Linked DNA regions of Homo sapiens: region 2 is linked to region 1. Evidence: read pairs that join two places in POLR2A ChIA-PET (ENCODE). Cell type or tissue: Panc1. All regions are shown on one strand. Links, peaks and the distances in the headings refer to the core of each region. The heading gives the core; the rest is flanking DNA.

Region 1 (10,225 bases), core at 4,082-6,581:
GGCGTGAGCCACCGCACCCGGCCTGGAAGTTAAACATACTTCTAAATAACACAATTCAAAGAAGAATCCTCAAGAGAAATGTAAAAGTATTTTGAAGTAAATGAAAATACAACATACCAAATTTGTGGGATTCCCTAAAGCAGTGCTTAGGGGAAAATTTCTAGCTTAAACGCATATATGAGAAAGGAAAAATCTACAATCAATAATCTAAGCTTTCAAATTAGGAAACTAGAGAAAGAGAAGTAATTTAAGCCTAGAGCAAACAAAAGATATAGTAAAAATTAGAGAAGAAATAAATGAACCTGAAAACAGGAAAACAACAGAGGAAATCAATGAAACCACAAGCTGGTTCTTCAAAAAGCGTAAATAAAATTGACAGATTACTTGCCAAGCTAACCAAGAACAAAGACAGACGACAAATTAACAATATCAGAAATGAGGCCAAGCGTTGTGGCTCATACCTCTAATCTCAGCACTTTGGGAGGCTGAGGCTGGAGGATCGCTTTGGCTCAGGTGTTTGAGACCAGCCTGGGCAACATAGCTCTACAAAAAATTTAAAAAAAGAAATGAAGGTGGAGTTATCATTATTGATCCCATGGACATTAAGAAGTTAATATGAACAACTCTATGCCTACAAATTTGTTAATATAGATGAAATGTACCAATTCTACAAAATAAATTTTTTTAAGGGAAATAAAACATATACAGATGGGAAAGGAAGAAATAAACTGTCTTTATCTGCAGTTGACATGGCTGCCAAAGAACTGACAAATGCCTGGTGCAAAGTCCCAGCATACAAGATTAATATACAAAAGTCAGTTGCTTTCCTATATACTAGTAATGAACAATTAGAACTTGAAATGTAAAAGTACCATTTACAATAGCAGTCCCCAAATGCAGAATGTGAGAAAAGAATTTTAATGTATCACAAATGTATGAAACAATCTCACTGAAAGGGATGGGGGAATAAGGTACTGACATAGGTAAATTTGGAAATGAGTGGAGTCTGTAAGACCAAAGGCAAAAGGAACTGTACATAGCACTCTACTCCAGTTGATAAAGTTGTTTTCCACAGGGGCACAGGTTTACAATTTTGAAGCCACTATATATTTATATAATTAATAAACAATTAGTAAAATGGATGGCAGATAGTAGGAGACAGGTTTCTCACAGTTGGAGTAGAAGGTTACAAATAAGCAAGGGGAGGCTAGAATGATCCATGCAGTAATAGACTGTAGTTGGAGACACTAGTATAAATTTATGTTTAGCCTTATATAAATACAGATGGTTATATACAGAAATATTTATATTTCCATAAATACTTTATATATGTATGGGTATTATATACACATATATCTTTTTGCTATGTCAACTGAGAGGGCCTAGAAGCAATTATATTTCAGCAGCAATCAGTATGTCTAGCACCCAGATCTTGTTTTTCTAACACCATTCTCCAACATAAGATACCAGGGCTACTTGGAGAAATGGCTAATTCTAGGACTTGGGCAATATGAAAGATAAAGCTATAGCATCTTGTAGTGCCAGAATGTAAGTAAATACTAAAAAAAAAAAAAAACCCTCTACAACATAACAATGGAAGCGTGTCAAATGAATACAGGAGCCAACTGAAAGCTCCCAATGACCAAAGCTGGAACAATTTGAGCAAAAACATGTAAAGTAGTATTGCGTTAATCCAAAGTATAAAATAGTCATGAGTCTACATTGATACAAATAAACTGAATATATAAATAAGTGGGGAATAAGAGTCAAATATCCTCTGCAGAAGGATTCCAAATAATTTTTGTCAATACTCTGCCTTCAAGGAGGTAATAATGCCCTACTCCTTAAGTGTGGGCTGCCAATAGTGACTTTATTCCAAAGAATACAGTATGGAAAGGGAAAAATAAAACTTAACCTTGGAGAAACCTGACAAACACTACTTCAGTCAGGTTACCAAGGATAAGAACAGTGGTAAATATATTGATGGTATGTCCCCTTTATATGATGAGAATGGCATTTTACCTCTGGTCTTCTTCCCAAAACACATAATGCCTGTGTAATCACAAGACAAGCAAACCCAAGTTTTGGGACATTATACAAAATACCTGACCAATACTTCGTAGAAGTGTCAAGGTCATCAAAAACAGGCAAAGTCTGAAAAACTCTCACAGCTAAGTGGAGCCTATGGAGACATGACGACTAAATGTAACCTGAATGGGATCCTGGAACAGAAAAAGGACATTAAGGGAAATCCAAATAAAGTACGTACTTTAGTTAATAATAATGTATCAATATTGGTTAACAGTGACAAATGTACCATACTAATGTAAGATGTTAATAATAGGGGACAGTGCATATGGGATACTCTGTACTATCTTTGCAATAATTGTGTAGATCTAAAACCATCCTAAAAGTTTATTAAAAAAAAATACTGTAAGGAAATAAAAAGCTACTCAAGAGCCAGGGGGAAAAAATCACATAGGTAGATGGGTCTGTTGAAATAGTAAAGCAGGGCTTAACAGAAATTTCCTGGGAGACAATTCCTAAGAAAAAAGTGTTAGCAGACTAGAGATTAACAAATGAGAATAGCACACCATCTCGTCACTCAGCTTTTCCTCCTGGCTCAATCTCCACTATCTAAATCCGGTGGAAACGGCTATATGCAAAAATATACACAAATCAACAAAAAACATGGAAAGCAGTGTTTTGTAAAAACTTCATAAAACATCAAGGCCCAAGTGACAATTGGGTACTAACAACCTGAGTTAGGATAATTCTATTGTAGGTAGAGAGGGAATTCTCCACTTTTCTGTTGGGACAGTGTTGCTTAGTCCATCATGGTCTTCAGCCCACCAGCAGCAGCTGGGGCCTTAGGAGGGTGCAGGATCCATGAGAAGGGGCACACTACCTTTCAAGTATGGCATTACCCAGGAAGAGTGGCACCCATCTCTCAGCTGTCTGGACTTATTTCTGGGCACAGGTGAGACCCTCCTTCAGCCCTTCCCAAGTATCTGACTGGGCACTGGTTCTGCTAGTGCAAGGGGAGAGAGTAGGAGCCAGCCTAACACAGCTCACACACTCAATACCTCATTTGATCTTCTCCACATGTCTAGGCTAATTTTATCCCCATTTCACAGATGTCAAGGCTGTCCCTTACAGCAATGGCTCTGTAATAACCATCGAGTTGACTCCTCCAGCTTCCAGTCCCAGAGGTAATGCAACTTTTACCTATCATTTTATGTCCTCACAAGAATTTTAAGTATATCCACTGTCTTTATAAGTTCACTGGGCAGTTCATTTGAATGCTTATTCAAATGAATGAAATTCAAATATTCACTGTTTTCCAATACTTTATATTTTATTATTTTTATGACTAAAGAAATCTGTTTTTAGGAGAAAAATGGACAGATGAACAAAAAAGAACAGAAAAAATCACCCAGAGATAACCACTGTTAATCTTTTAGTGGACACAGCTTTCAGAATTGTTTTCTATACTATATTACTAGGTAAGTATCTTTGTAGTTTTACAAAAATGTACTGATGCCATATATTTGGTTCTGCAAGTTGTGTTTTTTAATTTTACAATGCACCATCAACATTTTTTCCATGTAACAGATGAACATTTCCTACTGAGAACACTGCATTGCAGATAGGTCAAAAGGCTGCTAGCAACAGGAGGGATGCCTAAAGTAAAGTATTACCGTAACGTTAAAGCACATGGCCTGGTAAATGCCTGCCAGGGACACTACACATAAGGAATGTCTTCAATGTCCCTTCGTGGGGCCCTGCAGCCACCCCTGAATTCCCTTGGACCTCTAGGGTAGAAGGGGTCCTGTAAATTTCTTTGCATCCACAAAAACGCCCCCAATTTCTGTTTGCTTTTTCTCTTCTCATCCTGCACCTTAGCCATATTGTCAAATTCTCTTATCATGTCCTCATTGCTGAAATTCATATCATGTATGGCCTCTTTATACTCCTTGAGGTAATGAGCCAGCCCCTTATTAGTTTTTCTTTTGGCTTTCCTGGGTACATCATCCTCAGCTGGGCGCTTTCCTGCAGCCCTTGTTTCACTCCCTGGCTCTCCTTCACTCTCTGGCTTTCCCTCTATCTCTGGTTTTCCCTCTCTCTCTGATCCTCCCTCCATCTCTGACTCTCCCTCCCTCTCTGACTTTCCTTCTTTTGCCTCTCCCTCACTCTCTGGCTTTCCTTTATCCTTTAACATTTCCTCATCTCCTGTTTTGCCCTTGTTTTCTGTCTTTCCCTCGTTTTCTAACTTCTTGTCTTCCAGAGTACAAGTTACTTCTGGCTTTCTCTCGTCTTGTGGCTGTTCTTCATTTTCCATCTTTCCTTGGTTTGAAGCCATTCCTTCATTTTCACTGTAGAGTTTTTCCATGTCGAGATTTCCCCTCCTTTTCCTGTCCTGGGGGATGGGGGTGGAGGAAAGAGGAGACAAAGAGGAGACATGGGAGACTGAGTGCATGGGGTGGAATGCAGGTCTGGATAGTACTTGCATCTCACCCCTGATGAGGGTTCCCCTAAGCTGGCCAGGCCTCCAAGAGGGCCTTCTGCCCACCACGTAGCCCGCCACTCCTCCCACACACGTGAGCCAGCCATTGCCTGACAGGCTCTGCCACTTTCTCTGCACTGGTTCAGCCTGGTAAGGTGTGTGTTCATGTGGGTGGGGGAATGGGAAAGGCCCCAATTCGGCCCTGGCCGGGCCCTCCACACTCTCAACCCTTGTGGGCCCCTGTCCATGCAGCCCCGTACTTTCACGGACCTGCGGGGATTCTGGACAGGTTGCTCCTCCTTTTCAGGCTTCGCAGAGCGCTGGGAACAACAGACGCGCAGACCTGCAGACAGACAGGAGACAGGGGCAGGGTCTGCGCGCTCAGCGGGCTCACACGGACGCGGTTCCCTTTCCTGAGTCCAGGCCCTTCTCATCCAACGTTTTCCTCCCCTACCTCCGCCGCACCCCAGCCGCCATTTCTTTCCAGGCCTCGGGCACCAAATCAGGATGCTTTCCAAACTAATTTTGGGTCTCTGTGCCCTTCTTCCTCAGAGGCAACTCTCCTCCCCAGCCTCGCGGTCAACGTTTTTCTCTACGCACGGGAACGGCAGATGGGGTTTACTTCCACTGTCTCACTACTGGGGCGGCCCCAGCCCACCATCTCCGGCTCCAAAATGGACGGAGGGCAGAGAAGAGGATGTGCCTGGAAAGCGAGCATGGATACTTGGGGGTGCTCGCCTTCCTCACCCTCTGCCCACTGCCTACGTGCTCCCCCTCAGCCACCCCTAGCCGTTTTCCCACCGCCATCTCTGTCCACACTCGGGCCAGCTTCCCTCGACTCGACCCGACCCCACCCCCAGCCTTTCCCCCTGCCGTACCCGTTCCCCTTCCGCCATTCCAGTGTTCCGCTGGCAGCGTGGAAGGCCCGCACACTGACCTGGAAGAAGCTGGACCAAGAATTAGGAGCCCAGGAACCGGAGCAGACGAGACCCAGCCGCGGGGACAGAGGGCAGGCACTCGGACCGGTGCCTACATCTGCGCCCGTGCAGATCACGTGAATGCCGCAGCCCAGGAGTTCCACCGCCCCACGCCCCGCCTCCTAGCCAGCCGCTTCCAGCCACCCACCACCTCTCCAGCAGGTACCCTCTTACCTCCCTGGGCCCTTTTGTCCTTTTTTTCTTGTTAAGAAATTAATCAAAGAAAGAATCTTAATGAAAATCACAGTTTTTTTTTTAATGAGTTGGGCGGTCCAGAAGAGGAGTCTTGATAATGTTGCTCTTAAATTCCACTGAAATAACGTAGACCCACCCGATAAAATCGTATGAATGTGAACTTAAGTACTGTATAAAGAATAGAATATTGCCCTTTAGAAAAAACTTAAGAAAAATTTTCCAAAATAAATGAAATTGTCCCTTTTTCCTGACATGTACAAACATAAATTTTCAAATGAATAAAAAATAAAGTTATATTTGAAGCAAAATAAAACAACGATTAATTTATCTTAAGTGAGAAACTGAATATACAATGACCAGACCACATACGAAAATAGAACTGTGACCCACAACCTTTGCTGCAAGCAGCTCAAAAAGCCAAAGTATAGCATCTGCAGAAATGTTCAGGACTTTAATCAATTTGCTAGCCTTTCTGGCCTTTTTAATTTTTTTGACCTGATGACAAACAAGAAAAACCCAAATATGAACCCATATTCAATCACATAGGATGCTTGCCTCTAGTTGGCCTGCCTCTAGCTTCCTCACGTCAACAACATCCAATCAGAGCGTAGCTGAAGTCTTTGTGTTTTTGTTTTCCACTATAAAGCTTTCCCACTCCCCTGCCTGTCTTTGAATCTCTGCCAGACTCAAATGATGGTGGCTTGACTTCCTTGCTATAAAAAAGCTGTGAATAAGTAGCACTTGTTTGTTCTCTTATGGGTAGACTCCGTTTATCTCCACATAAGCTTTTGGTGTGGAAGGCCTTTATAGTCACGTGCCACTTAATAACGGGGATATGTTCTGAGAAATGCATCAGGCAATTTCGTGGTGGTGCGAACATCGTAGAGTGTAGTTATACAAATCTATATGGTATAGCCTACTACACTCCTAGGCTACATACTATAGCCTATCGTATTCTATGCTGTCCGTTGTCGTTGACCAATCGATACGCAGTGTGACTGTACAACAAAGAGACAAATGCTGATAGATTAGATTACATGAAAATTTTTAACAGATTTGTTGAAGGACTGGGGACACATGCACTCTCCCCTGCTCTTATTGAATATGTTGGTGAAATTTTTCTGAAGATCAACTTTGTAAATTATTTAAAAATAAAAATATCGGCCAGGCACGGTGGCTCACACCTGTAATCCCAGCGCTTTGGGAAGCTGAGGCGGGTGGATCACCTGAGGTCAGGAGTTCAAGACCAGCCTGACCAGGATGGTGAAACCCCATCTCTACTAAAAATACCAAAACTAGCTGGGCGTGGTGGTGGGCGCCTGTAATCCCAGCTACTCGGTAGGCTGAGGCAGGAGAATTGCTTGAACCCGAGAGGCAGAGGTTGCAGTGAGCCGAGATCACGCCATTGCACTCCAGTCTGGGCGACAGAGTGAGACTTCGTCTCAAAAAAAAAAATTAATATTTGATCTTTTGTGCCAGTAATTTCACTTCTAATAGTTACCCACAATGATAATTTTCTTTCTTCAACTTTTATTTTAAGCTCAGGGGCACATGTGCAGGATGTGAAGGTTTGTTATGTAGATAAACATGTGCCATGGTGGTTTGCTGTATAGATCATCTCATCACCCAGGTATTAAGCCTGGCAGCCACCAGCTATTCTTCCTTATGCTCTCCCTCCCTGCCCCCAGCAGGCCCCTGTGTGTGTTGTTCCCTGACATGTGTCCATGTGTTCTCATCATTCAGCTCCCAGTGAGAACACATGGTGTTTGGTTTTCTGTTCCTGCATTAGTTTGCTGAGAATAATGGCTTCTAGCTCCATCCATGTGCCTGCAAAAGACATGATCTCATTCCTTTTTATGGCTGCATAGTATTCCATGGTGTATATGTACCACATTTTCTTTATCTAGTCTATCATTGATGGGCATTTCAGTTGATTCCATATCTTTGCTATTGTGATTAGTGCTGCAATGAACATACGGGTGCATGTATCCTTATAACAGAATGATTTATATTCCTTTGGGTATATACCCAGTAATGAGATTGCTCAGTCAAATGATATTTCTGGTTCCAGGTCTTTGAGGAATCGCCACAGTCTTCCACAATGGTTGCTGATTTATACTCCCACCAACAGTGTAAAAGTGTTTCTTTTTCTCTGCAGCCTCACCAGCATCTGTTGTTTTTTGACTTTTTAATAATAGCCATTCTGACTAGCTTAAGATGGTATATCATTGTGGTTATGATTTGCATTTCTCTATCAGTGATGTTGAGGTTTTTTTCACATGTTTTTTGGCCTCATGTATGTCTTCTTTTGAGAAGTGTGTGTTCATGTCTTTGCCTACTTTTTAATGGGCTGTTTTTTTCTTGTAAATTTGTTTAAGCTTCTTGGAGACTGGATATTAGACCTTTGTCAGATGGATAAATTGCAAAAATTTTATCCCGTTCTGTAGGTTGTCTGTTCACTCTGATGAGTTTTGTTTGCTGTGTAGAAGCTCGTTAGTTTAATTAGATCTCATTTGTCAATTGTTGCTTTTGTTGCAATTGCCTGTGCCTATGTCCTGAATGGTATTGCCTAGGATTTTCTAATAGGGTTTTTGTAGTTTTGGGTTTTACATTTAAGTCTTTAATCCATCTTGAGTTAATATTTATATATGGTATAAGGAAGGGGTCCAGTTTCAATTCTCTGCATATTGCTAGCCATTTCTCCCAGCACTATTTATTAAATAGGGAATCCTTTCCCCATTGCTAGTTTTTGTCAGATTTATTGAAGATCAGATAGTTCTAGGTGTGTGGTCTTATTTATGAGTTCTCTATTATGTTCTGTTAGTCTATATGTCTGTTGTTGTACCAGTACCATGCTGTTTTGTTTACTGTAGCCTTGTAGTATAGTTAGAAGTCAGGTAGTGTGATGCCTCCAACTTTGTTCTATTTGCTTAGGATTGTCTTGGCTATTTGGGCTCTTTTTTGGTTCCATATGAGTTTTAAAATAGTTTTTTTCAATTCTGTGAAGAATGTCAATGGTAGTTTAATGGAAATAGCATTGAATCTATAAATTTCTTTGGGCAGTATGGCCATTTTCATGATATTGATTCTTTCTATCCATGAGAATGGAATGTTTTCCATTTGTTTGGGTCCTCACTGAAATCCTCTCTGATTTCCTTTATTAGTGGTTTGTAGTTCTCCTTGAAGAGGTCCTTCACTTCCCTTGTTAGCTATATTCCTAGGAATTTTATTCTTTTTGTAGCAATTGTGAATGGAAGTTCATTTATTATTCAGCTCTCAGCTTGCCTATTGTTGGTATATAGGAATGCTAGCAATATTTGCACATTGATTTTATATCCTGAGACTTTGTTGAAGTTGCTTATCAGCTTAAGAAGCTTTTGGGCTTAGACAATGGCGTTTTCTAGATATAGGAGAATTTCATCTGCAAACAAAGATAATTTGACTACCTCTCTTCCTATTAGAATACCCTTTATTTCTTTCTTTTGCCTGATTGTCCTGGCCAGAACTTCCAATACTATGTTGAATAGGAGTGGTGAGAGAGAGAGCATCCTTGTCTTGTGCTGGTTTTCAAGGGGAATGCCTCCAGCTTTTGCCCATTCAGTCTGATATTGACTGTGGGTTTGTCATATACGGATGTTATTATTTTGAGGTATGTTCTTTCAATATGTAGTTTATTGAGAGTTTTTAACATAAAGGGATACTGAATTTTATCAAAGGGCTTTTCTACATCTATTGCGATAATCATGTGGTTTTTGTCTTTAGTGCTGTTTATATGATTAATCACATTTATTGATTTGCATATGTTTAACCAACCTTGCATCTCGGGGATGAAGCCAACTTGATCGTGATGGATAAGCTTTTTGATGTGTTGCTGGATTTGGTTTGCCAGTATTTTATAGAGGATTTTTGCATCAATGTTCTTCAAAGATATTTGCCTGAAGTTTTCTCTTTTTTGTTGTATCTCTGCTAGGTTTTGGTATTAGGATGATGCTGACCTCTTAATATGAATTAAGGAGGAGTCTTTCCTTTTCAATTTTTTCGGAATAGTTTCAATAGAAACTATCCCAGCTGTTCTTTGTACCTCTGGTAAAATTCAGCTGTGAATATGTCTGGTCCTGGGCTTTTTTGTTGTTGTTGCTGTTAGTAGGCTATTTATTACTACCTCAATTTCAGAACTTGTTATTGGCCTATTCAGGGATTCAATTTCTTCCTGGTTCAATCTTGGGAGGCTGTATGTGTCCAGGAATTTATCCATTTCTTTTAGGTTTTCCAGTTTATGTGCATAAAGGTGTTTGTAGTATTATCTGATGGTTTTTATATTTCTGTGGGGTCAGTGGTGATATCCCCCTATCATTTCTGATTGTGTTTATTTGATTTTTTTCTTTTATTCATTAGTCTGGCTAGCAGTCTATCTATTTTATTTTTTCCAAAAACCAGCTCCTGGATTCATTGATTTTTTGAAGGGTTTTTCATAGCTCTATCTCCTTCAGTTCAGCTATCATTTTGACTATTTCTTGTCTTCTGCTAGCTTTAGGGTTTGTTTGCT
Region 2 (10,225 bases), core at 4,622-7,121, 220 kb before region 1:
CCCTTTTCTTATAAGGACACCAATGTCATTGTGAGGACCCCACCCTCATGACCTCATCTAAACCTAATTACCTCCCAAAGATCCCCTTCTCCAAATACCATCCTATAAGGGGTTAGAGCTTCAACATATGAATTTCACTAGCATTCATTCCATAACAACCATTAATAGGCTTGAAAGGTGACAAAGAAAGGGCCTGGGCCCCTTCTTCATGGGTCCTAGTCTCTAGGCAGAATATGAAGTCAATCCCAACATGTACAGCAAACAGGAAAGCCAAGCTAGCCAGGTCTTGGGCAAGAAGCCACAGGCAAAGGTGCATTTCCAGCCAGTTAGCTGGATCCCCGAAGCCCAGGGGGAAGGGGGCCCTGTTTCTTACTGACCCTCTTGCCCTGGCCCCAGCTCACCTGGCCTCTGGCTCCCCAGCCTTCCTGTCTCCCTGAGAGTGGGCCCTCAGAGTTTCTCTTACAGCTGCTGTGTACAGAATCATGAGAAGGTGGCTTCTAAAGCTCAGGAGCACTGGGCTCCAAGGCAGTGTTTTCAAGGGTGCAGAGAAAACGAGGGGTGGGTCATGTGCCTTTGCATGGCATCACGTGTGATGTGTATCGATCTAAACATATTCTGAAGGGATGGCTCAGGCTACCTGCAAACAGCCTCTTCTGGGAGACGATATGGCCAGAATGTCACATTCCTTCCAGAAAGACAGACCTGACAGTTTACGGCTCAACAAACCAAGTTCTGGAGAACGAGGCTCTCTGATGAGAGACCAGTAGCTGACATTTATTGGGTGTTTATTAAGGCCATGTGCTGAGTGCTTTATGTGCATTTTCAACAATCGTCTGAGGTAGGTACTGTTGTTGCCCCCATTTTACAGATGAGGAGACTAAGGCTTTGTCAAGCTAAATGGTTTTTCAAGGTTACATATCTTGGAAGAAACAGAGGCCTGCAGCCTGGCAGCAGAGCCCATGGTCTTCATGGCATCAGCATGTGTGTTGCCTTCTGTGTACTAGCAAACAAAGACTCAAAGAGAAGGCAGGCAATATCCCTGGGGTCACACAGCCAGTTAATACCAGAGCTAGAACTAGAAATGCAGTCTTCTCTCCCCCACTCTGGCTCTCCTCCTGACATGGCCTCAGTCACTCAAGGTACAATAGGGATAACTCGTCCCATTTTACACAGCTGAGGTCTCTTCCATCCCATGACTGGATTTTCTATGACTGCTCAGTGCTCAGAAGATTCCAGGACTGGGAATCAATGGTGGAAACAGGCCTCTGGGTTTGACCACAGCTGTGGAGAAAGATGACAGCCCAGATGAGCACCATGGTCACCCCAGGGCCATGAGTCTCTAGAGGTGCCATTCAGCTTCCCAAGTCCCTGGGTTTTGGGGACTCCCTGTCACAGCCCTTTGGGGGAGCCTCCCACCCCTGCCACTGCATCTCTTCCTCCCCTTGGCTTCTCTCTGTCTAGTTGTGAGGGCTGGGCTGAGTAGGTCACTCCCAACCAGGGCTTTTAATGAGAAGTTTTGCCATACCAAGGCAGCAAAGATGAATAATTCAGTGAAGAAGCCCAGGGAATGTTATTCTTTCAGAGAAGAGTCCCTTGACAGTGGGAAAGGCAGGGAGGGTCTGCTTCTTATTATGGGAGGAGTGGGGGCTGGGGTGACAGCAGTAGAGAGAGGTGAAGAGGAGGAAAGCCCCACAGAAATCACTGACTGTGCTTGCTTTCAGTAAAAAGTTTTAAACAGAAAAGTGATTGGAGATCAGAATTGCCTTTTTAAAGAGTAGTCTGACGGCAGTGAGGAGATAGATCAGACTTGGGGCTAGAAGAGGGGTAGGAGGAGCAGAGATGAGGCTGTTTCAATCATTCAGGTTTCAGTTATAATAAGAGGAAAAAGGTAGGACTGACAGAACTAGGTATGACTCATGAAGGAAGAGTCTAGAATGATTCTTTGGTTTCTGAGCACTTCAAAGCAAACTCTCATTTGTTCATTTCTCTCTTAAAATATCTCGTTTTAGGAGTGTTTGGAACATCAAAGAGTAAAATGCAACCATGAGCTGCTCTTCCCACCAGCATGGAATCTAGTGACAGCCTATGTCCTGGCATGTGGAAGATAAGGCAGGCTTTGGGCCACGAGGACCGCCCCCTCCCTGCCCCATCTTTTAACTTTTCCTTCCTCAGGAACTTATTTGCTAAGGCCCACATAACTATATTATCAAATAGTCAATGTTTTTCCATCTTAGCCTTGAGACTAACATGAAGAGATCTGGTTAAATCTCTTCTGCGGTCTGAGTACATTCTTTTATCACCTTGGGTAAACAAGTTGAACAACCTTCAAAAATCTATCCCATATATGCACCTAACAATAGAGCCTCAAAATACATAATGCAAAAAGCTGATAGAATGGAAGGGAGAAATGGACAATTCAACAATAATAATAGTTAAAGACTTCAATATCTTACTTGAAATAATGAGTAGAAAAACTAGGCAACTAAACAACTAAGAAAGGACTTGAATAACACTATATACCAACCAGACCTAACAGGCATCTACAGAAAACTCTACCCCCAAACAGCAGTATACATATTCTTCTCCAGTGCAGAATGAACATTCTCCAGGATAGATTATATGTTAAGCCATAACAAAAGTCTCAATAAACTTTAAAAGATTTACATTATCTAAAGAATATTCTCTGATCATGGTACAACGAAATTAGAAATCAACAACTGAAGGAAATTTGGGAAATTCACAAATATGTGGAAATTAACACCCACCTAAATAACCAATAGATAAAAGGATAAATCACATGAAAAATTAGAAAATACCTTGAGATGAATAAAAATGAAATTACAACCTGACTAAACTTACCGGATACAGGAAAAGCAGTGCTTAGAGGAAATTTATACTGTATCTGTAAGTACCTATATTTAAAAGGAAGAAAGATCTCAAATCAATAACCAACTTTTCATCTTAAAACTAGGAAAAGAAGAGTAAACTAAATCCAAAGCAAGCAGAAAGAAGTAAATAACAAAGATTAGAGCTGGGTGCAGTGAGTCACACTTGTAATCCCAGCTACTTGGGAGGCTAAGGTGAAAAAATCACTTGAGTCCAGAAGTTCAAGGTTTCAGTGAGCTCTGATTGCACCATTGTACTCTAGCCTGGGTGACAGAGTGAGACCCTGTTTCTCAAAAGCAATCAAACAAAAAGATTAGAGGTAAACAAATGAAATAGAGAATAGAAAAGCAATAGAGAAAATCAACAAAATCAAAAGTTGGTTCTTTGAAAAGATCAACAAAATTTAGCTAGACCTACCAAGAAAAGAGACAAGAGTTGACTTACAAAAATCAGAAATAAAGTATCACCTTAAAGAATTTTTTTAATTATAAAGAAAATTATTTTTAAAAAAACCTAGTAAACAAATTAAATAATTTAAATGAAATAAACACATTTCTAGAAAGGCACACACTGCCAAGCCTGACTGAAGAAGAAACAGAAAATTTTAGAGATTAAATTAATAATGAGAAAAACCTCCCACAAAGTCCAGGACCAGACAGCTTAACTGGTGAATTCCACCAGGCTTTTACACCAGTTCTTCACAAATTCTTCCAAAAATAGAGGGAACATTTCCCAACTCATTCTATGAGACCATTACTCTCCTGATACCAAAGCCAGGTAAAAGAGAAAACGAGAAAAGAAAAATACAGACCAACAACCTTCACAAATATAGATGCAAACATCCTCAATAAAGTAGTAGAAAACTGAGTCAGGCAACATATAAAAAGGATCATACACCATGACCAACTAGGACTTATCCCAGAAATGCAAACCTGGTTCACATATGAAAGCCAGTCAATAGAATACACCATATTATTAGAATAAGGGTAAAAAATGTATCATCATCTTAATAGATGACAAAATTGAACACCCTTTCTTGATAAAAGAAAACACTCAACAGACTAGGAATACAGGGAATTTCCTTAACCTCATAAAGGGCACTTATGAAAAATCTGCAGTTAACATTCTACTTAATGGGGAAAGACTGCAAGCTTTCCTTCTATGATCAAGAAAAAGACAAGATGTTCACTCTTTCCACTTTTATTTAACATTGTAATGGAAGTTCTAACCAGGTCAATTAGGCAGAAGCAATATACAAGAGGCCTCCAAAGTGGAAAGGAAGATGTAAGATAATCTCTATTCACAGATGATGTGATTTTATATATTAAAAAATTGTAAAGAAGCCCCAAAAATCTATTAGAGCTAATAAATGAGTTCAGCGGGACACAAGATCAACACACAAAAATCAGTCATATTTCTATACACTAGCAATAAGCAATCCAAAAAGAAAATTAAAAATATAATTTCATTTATAATAGCATCAAAAATACTTAGAAAAAAATTGACAAAAAAGTGCAAGAGTTGTACACAGAAAATGACAAAACTTCATTGAAATAAGTTAAACAAGACCTAAATAAACGGAAAGGTGTTCTGTTTTCATGAATTGAAAGGCTCAATATTGTTAAGGTGGCAATATTCCCCAAATTGATCTATAGAATCAATATAATCCCTGGCAAAATCCAAGCTGTTTTGTTTTGTCTTGTTTTGTTTGCAAAAACTGACAAGCTGATGCTGAAATTGATGTTGAAATTGATATGGAAGTGCAAAGAGCTCAGAATAGCTAATACAAACTCGGAAAAGAATAAAGTTGGAGGACTCACATTTGTTGATTTCAAAACTTACTACAAAACTACAGTAATCAAGACAGTGTAATAATGACATAATAATAGACACATAGGTCAATGGGATAGAATTGAGAACCAAGAAATAAACCCTTACATTTATGATGAATCTATTTTCAAAAAGACTGCCAGGATAATTTAATGGGGGAAAGAATAATCTTTTCAACAAATGTGCTGGGATGCCTGAATATCCACATGGAAAACAATGAAATTGGACTCCTGCCTCACAGTATAAACAAAAATTAACTCAAAATGAATTATAGATGTAAAGGTAAGTGTTAAAACTATAAAACTCTTAGAAGAAAACATAGGTAAAAATCTGTGTGACCTTAGATTAGGCAATGATTTCTTAGATATGATAGCAAAAACAAGAGCGACAAAAGAAAAAATAGATAAATTTGACTTCATCTAAGTTAAATACTTTTTTGCTTCAAAGCCACCATCAAGAAAGTTAAGACAACACAAAGAATGGGAGAAAATATTTGAAAATCATGTATCTGACAAGGAACTGGTAGCTAAAATATGTAAAGTAGGCCAAACGCGGTGGCTCACGCCTGTAATCCCAGCACTTTGGGAGTCTGAGGCGGGTGGATCACGAGATGAGGAGATGGAGGCCATCCTGGCCAACATGGTAAAACTCCGTCTCTACTAAAAATACAAAAATTAGCTGGCCTGATGGCATGTGCATGTAATCCCATCTACTCAGGAAGCTGAGGCAGGAGAATTACCTGAACCAGGGAGTCGGAGGCTGCAGTGAGCTGAGATCATGCCACTGCACTCCAGCCTGGGCGACAGAGCGAGACTCAGTCTCAAAAATAAATAAGTAAATAAAAATATGTAAAGTACTCATAACACAATAATAGACAAATAATTTTAAAATTGGCAAAATATCTCATAGACATTTCTCTAAAGATATACAAATGGACCATAAGTACATGAAAAGATGTTTAACATCATTAGTCATCAGGGAAATGCAAAACAAAACCATAATGAGATTTCACTTCATACCCAGTAGGATGGCTATAATTAAAAAGCCAGATAATAACAAGTGTTGACAAGGATGTGGAGAAATTACAACCTTCATACATTGTTATTGGAAATGTAGAATGTTGCAGCCACTATGGAAAACAGTCTGACAGTTCCTCAAAAAGTTAAACATAAAATTATCATATGTCTCAGCAATTCTACTCCTAGGCATAAATCCATTAGAATTGAAAACATATGTTCACACAAAAACTTGTACAGGAATGTTTGTTGCAGCACTATTATAACAGCAAAGAAACAGATAAACCCCAAATGCTCATTAACTGAAGAATAGATAAACAAAATGTGTCATACCCATGCAATCGAATATATATTATTCAGCAATTGAAATATATATTATTTGACAATAAAATGGAACAAAGTACTGATACATGCTACAACATGAATGAACCTCAAAAATATTATGTTAAAGGAAGTAAGCCAGTCACAAAAGACCACATAGTATATGATGCTATTTATATGAACTGCCCAGAACAGACAAATCCACAGAGACAGAAGGTGGATTAGTGATTGCCTAGTGTTGGGGGTGTGAGGGTGAAAGAATAGGGAAACATTGCTAGTGGGTATGGATCTTCATTTGGGGGTGATGAAAATGTTCTAAGATTGGTTGTGGTCATAGTTGCACAACTCTGTGAGCATACTATTAATAAAACTCATTGGATTGCACACTTTAAATGGGTCAATTGTATATGAATTATATAACCATAAAGTTGTAAAAAAGTAACCTATCATACACTGATAGCTGGTGATATGAGTTTATTTTCACATGTAACTGCAAAGAAAAGCAGAGGCAAAGAATAACCTAGTCATTTCCCAGTAAAGCAAAGGCTACATCAAGGTTCATTCCTATGTAGCCACTTCCTAAACTGTAGTCCTGCTTACCCTTAATATGTATCAGAAACTCTATGTATCCAACTAGAAAAATTATCAGTGCCCTCAAGAGCAAAGGATGCCATTCCAGGTCAATCATTTGTTTGTTTAATTTGAACCTCAGGTGGCTGAGAATTGAGTTGATCGTATTTCTGAGTTCTTAGTATATTTTCATTATCATTTCAGGCAAGGTCCCTCTCTCTCTATCTTCACCCCCGCCTCTCTCTCTCTCTCTCTCTCTGTCTCTCTCCCTTTTTTTCTCTCTCTCTCTCTGTCTCTCTCTCTCTTTCTCTCTCTCTCTCTCTTTCTTCTTCTATCATCCCTACCCCTATTTTCCTCTCTCACCTCAGGCACCCACTTCGATCCATTTAATATTGTCCTTAAACATGCTGGTATCTTCGTAAGTTATCCACTGGTGTTTATGTATTATGTACTTTTTAACTGTTAATTTCTTGATAAAATTTGTTCTGTATTTAGTGGTTACATAAGTTGCACAGTGGCATTGACTCCCCTCATGGTAGAGACTAGGTGTTCCAAGTTCTGATTAGCCTGTTCTGGCCCTCAGTGTTCTGTTCTCATTAATCTCATTTTGTCCTTGACATGCCCCTCTCCCAGGACAACAAACAGGAAAGTTTGTTATATAAAATGTTTTCTTTCATTTTAAAGACTTCCTCCCCTGTGATAGGATGTATCCCTGTGCTGGGAGAACCATAGAGCAGTGGTTAAGTAAAGAGACTCTGGAATGTGACTACCTAAGTTTAAAACATAGTTCTACCACTTACCAGCCTGTAACTTTGGGTAACGCAGTTAACCTATCTGTGCCTCAGTTGCTTCATCTTTAAAATTAGAATGATGATAATAATAGTGCTCATCTCTGGACTGTTATGAGGCTTTTATGAGTTAATATCTGCAAAGTACAAACAACAATGCTGGTACATAATCAAAGTCATATTGTTTGCCATTGTTAGATTCCCAGGTTGTCAGTTCCAGGATCTCAGGATCTTCTGGTGAAACAATAATTTATTCACACTCAGTAAGGTGGACAGAGTGCAGATGCTAGGCCCAATGACAAACAAACCTAGAGAACATCAGGCCGTGGTCTTTAGGAGGCCTGTCACCACTTGGCAGGAACAGTATACCTGGGAAAGTGGTGGGACCAAATGATAGGAGCCTAGGAGCCACACTCCTAGGAGGGGATTGGAGCAATAAGTGTAAAGTGATCTGAAGTGGGGACAACCCTACTATAAATGGTAAACAAGGTGGGTACTCAGACTAGGAGAATGGGGTGCTGGAACACTGTGGAGGAGGGGTCATGAGTGTCCACGGTAACAGGAAACCTAGTCCTGGAGACATCATCATACTCCACTGTAAGCCCAGGAAGACAGAAGGGGAGAGAATGAGGCAGAGCTTACAATGGATCTATGCTTGTTGGTAACCCTGTTTTAAAGCAATAATCCCCAAATACTTTAGAATTGAAAACTATCACTTCTTTTATTTTAGTTTATCTCATTCTTTTTTCCTAAAGGTGTATGGTATATGCATTTAAAATTGAACTGCATTAAAGTCTTATTTGTATCATTTTCCTAATACTCTTTGAAACAATTGGAGTTGTCCCAGCATGTTGAAAACAGCCCTGGAAATGAGCTACCCTAGGCTTTTACTGTGGGGAAAAAAGATAGTGAACGATATCAAAAGCCTTTCTTACCTGTGAAGGTAAAAGCTTTTGACATGGAGCCATTTCAAGTCAAATTTATACCTATTTCTCCAAGTTTTTGCCAGACAAGGTCTCTCACGCAGATACATTAAAATGAGTAAAGAGCTTAGAGTTCTTATTAGGGCTGGAGTATACAGATCTGATTGAGAGAAGATGTTAATTCACCATACTTGAATCCATCTATTAACTTACTGACAAAACCACATCTAAGTCCAGTGTTTTACGGTTTTCTGAATTCTAGAGTTTGAAATGAGGGTGAGGGAAGAAGAGACCTAGAACTGTTTTCTTTCTTCTTTCAATTCTGACCACCTTTCACACTTCCACAGAAAAGAGAGGGGAAAGAGAAAGAAAAAGAACCCAACAAAGTAAGAGGTGGTTTTGGAAACTTCACTTGGTTTCAACAACTCAGCAAGATTAAATTACTAAAGCAATGAATGTGTTCTGCCCCCCACCCCCACCAAAAGAAATCCAAAACACATCAGGAATCATAATAACAGTCTGCTCTTACTTCAACACTCAAATAAAGCACAACTAGTTTTGATACTAGACTGTAGAGAAATATGTCCCCTGTAGCCTTCTGGATAAATATAGTATAATGAATGACACCCACAAAAACATGACCATAGTAAACATAGCCACTGTTGCATAGGACGGCTTTTAAAAAATGGTCCTTAATACAGGTCACTGACATCACAAAACAGAGCAATTTAGTAAAAATAATTCCAAGATGGCCACTGTGAAGCAATTCAAGTATTATGTTGCTACCTATTGGTCTGGCATAAATCAGGAAGATGTTTTAGACTCTAAAGTAGAGCAATCCCCAAGCTTTGTCCTCTGTCCTCTTGGGGGTAGAGTAGAAAATGCAGGTGTTGCTGCAAGGAGTCCCCCGCCCCGCATCCATCTGAACACCAAGGATTGTCAGTAAAATGAATGAATGATATGTCTTCATCTGTGTGGACATCAATAGAATACAAACTCATTTTAAAATGTTACTCAATATTGATCATTACTGAAGCTGAGTAATGGTTGCATGAGGCTCTTTGCATTTAGGGACTCTCTTTACTTTTGTGTATGTTTGAAATTTTCTGTAAGAAAAAATTTTAAAACAGCGTTATTGAATTGGTTGTATATTTTAAATGTTTTCTCAACCAATGGGTAATTCCCTCCACCTGTTATGGTAGAGGCCTGAAAAACTTATCACCTTAGAAAGAGATTTCCACCCTCAAAATGTTTTGGAGAAACTTCTACACAGTATGACCTCTAATGTGAGATGTGTGTGCACTCTGTGGTGATTGCAACATGATTCATTTGAACTAGTATTTGTACTAATTTTTAATCTTAAAATAAGAATAAAGTTTTATTAATATCTAATATCAATAAATATTAAAAAGATTGACTCTGGTGTTCTCACTCTGCTGATTTGTCAAGGAAATATGCCTTTTTAACAATCAGTGAGAAAGTAAGTGCCTTTCAAAGGAAATATGCCATACAGAGAGAATTTGAAAACAGATATGCGGAGATACCTTCATCAGCTTGTGACTTTGCTGCTGAAAACTATGTGTGTCACTTCTTTTCCCTATATATATATATAAATTTGAGCAGATTTGCTGTGTGTAATTATATAAAATGTATTAAAATATATATATTAAACATATGCTTTAAATATTGACATTATATTCATGTACTGCTGTTCTAATATACACATATAAGGCATGAAAAACAGAACACTTAAAAGTATAAAATTATATATATATATATTTAAAGTAACAGGGCATGTTTAACTTGCCTAAAACAACCTACTCTAATAGCTTGAACTCATTTGTAAAAATATTTTAGTTTGGGTCGGGCTCGGTGGCTCACGCTTGTAATC

The links. Peaks named below come from ENCODE experiments on the same cell type or tissue, not always from the same donor. Only the 100,000 strongest peaks of a DNase experiment are listed, where the experiment ranks them.
Region 2: POLR2A ChIA-PET joins it to region 1 with 14 read pairs; 2 of 35 experiments call an interaction of 5 or more read pairs at or near these places.

What each region holds. Positions count from the first base shown.
Region 1 is chrX:103,580,844-103,591,068 of GRCh38, reverse strand. It overlaps TCEAL4 (transcription elongation factor A like 4), which reads right to left and starts at 5,554. Exons shown (of 3, transcript NM_001006935.3): 1 at 5,445-5,554; 2 at 4,778-4,850; 3 at 3,340-4,420. The coding sequence starts at 4,393. The coding sequence ends at 3,746. RefSeq lists an enhancer at 4,921-5,634. In Panc1, for the core only: no CTCF peak of the experiment used is centred there; a DNase peak (open chromatin) is centred at 5,607; H3K4me3 peaks cover 2,340 bases; H3K27ac peaks cover 2,262 bases.
Region 2 is chrX:103,798,910-103,809,134 of GRCh38, reverse strand. It overlaps a transcript of RAB9B not described here. Among named protein-coding and RNA genes, the nearest start is that of PLP1, 27 kb to the right of the region's middle. RefSeq lists an enhancer at 1,159-2,358. In Panc1, for the core only: no CTCF peak of the experiment used is centred there; no DNase peak of the experiment used is centred there.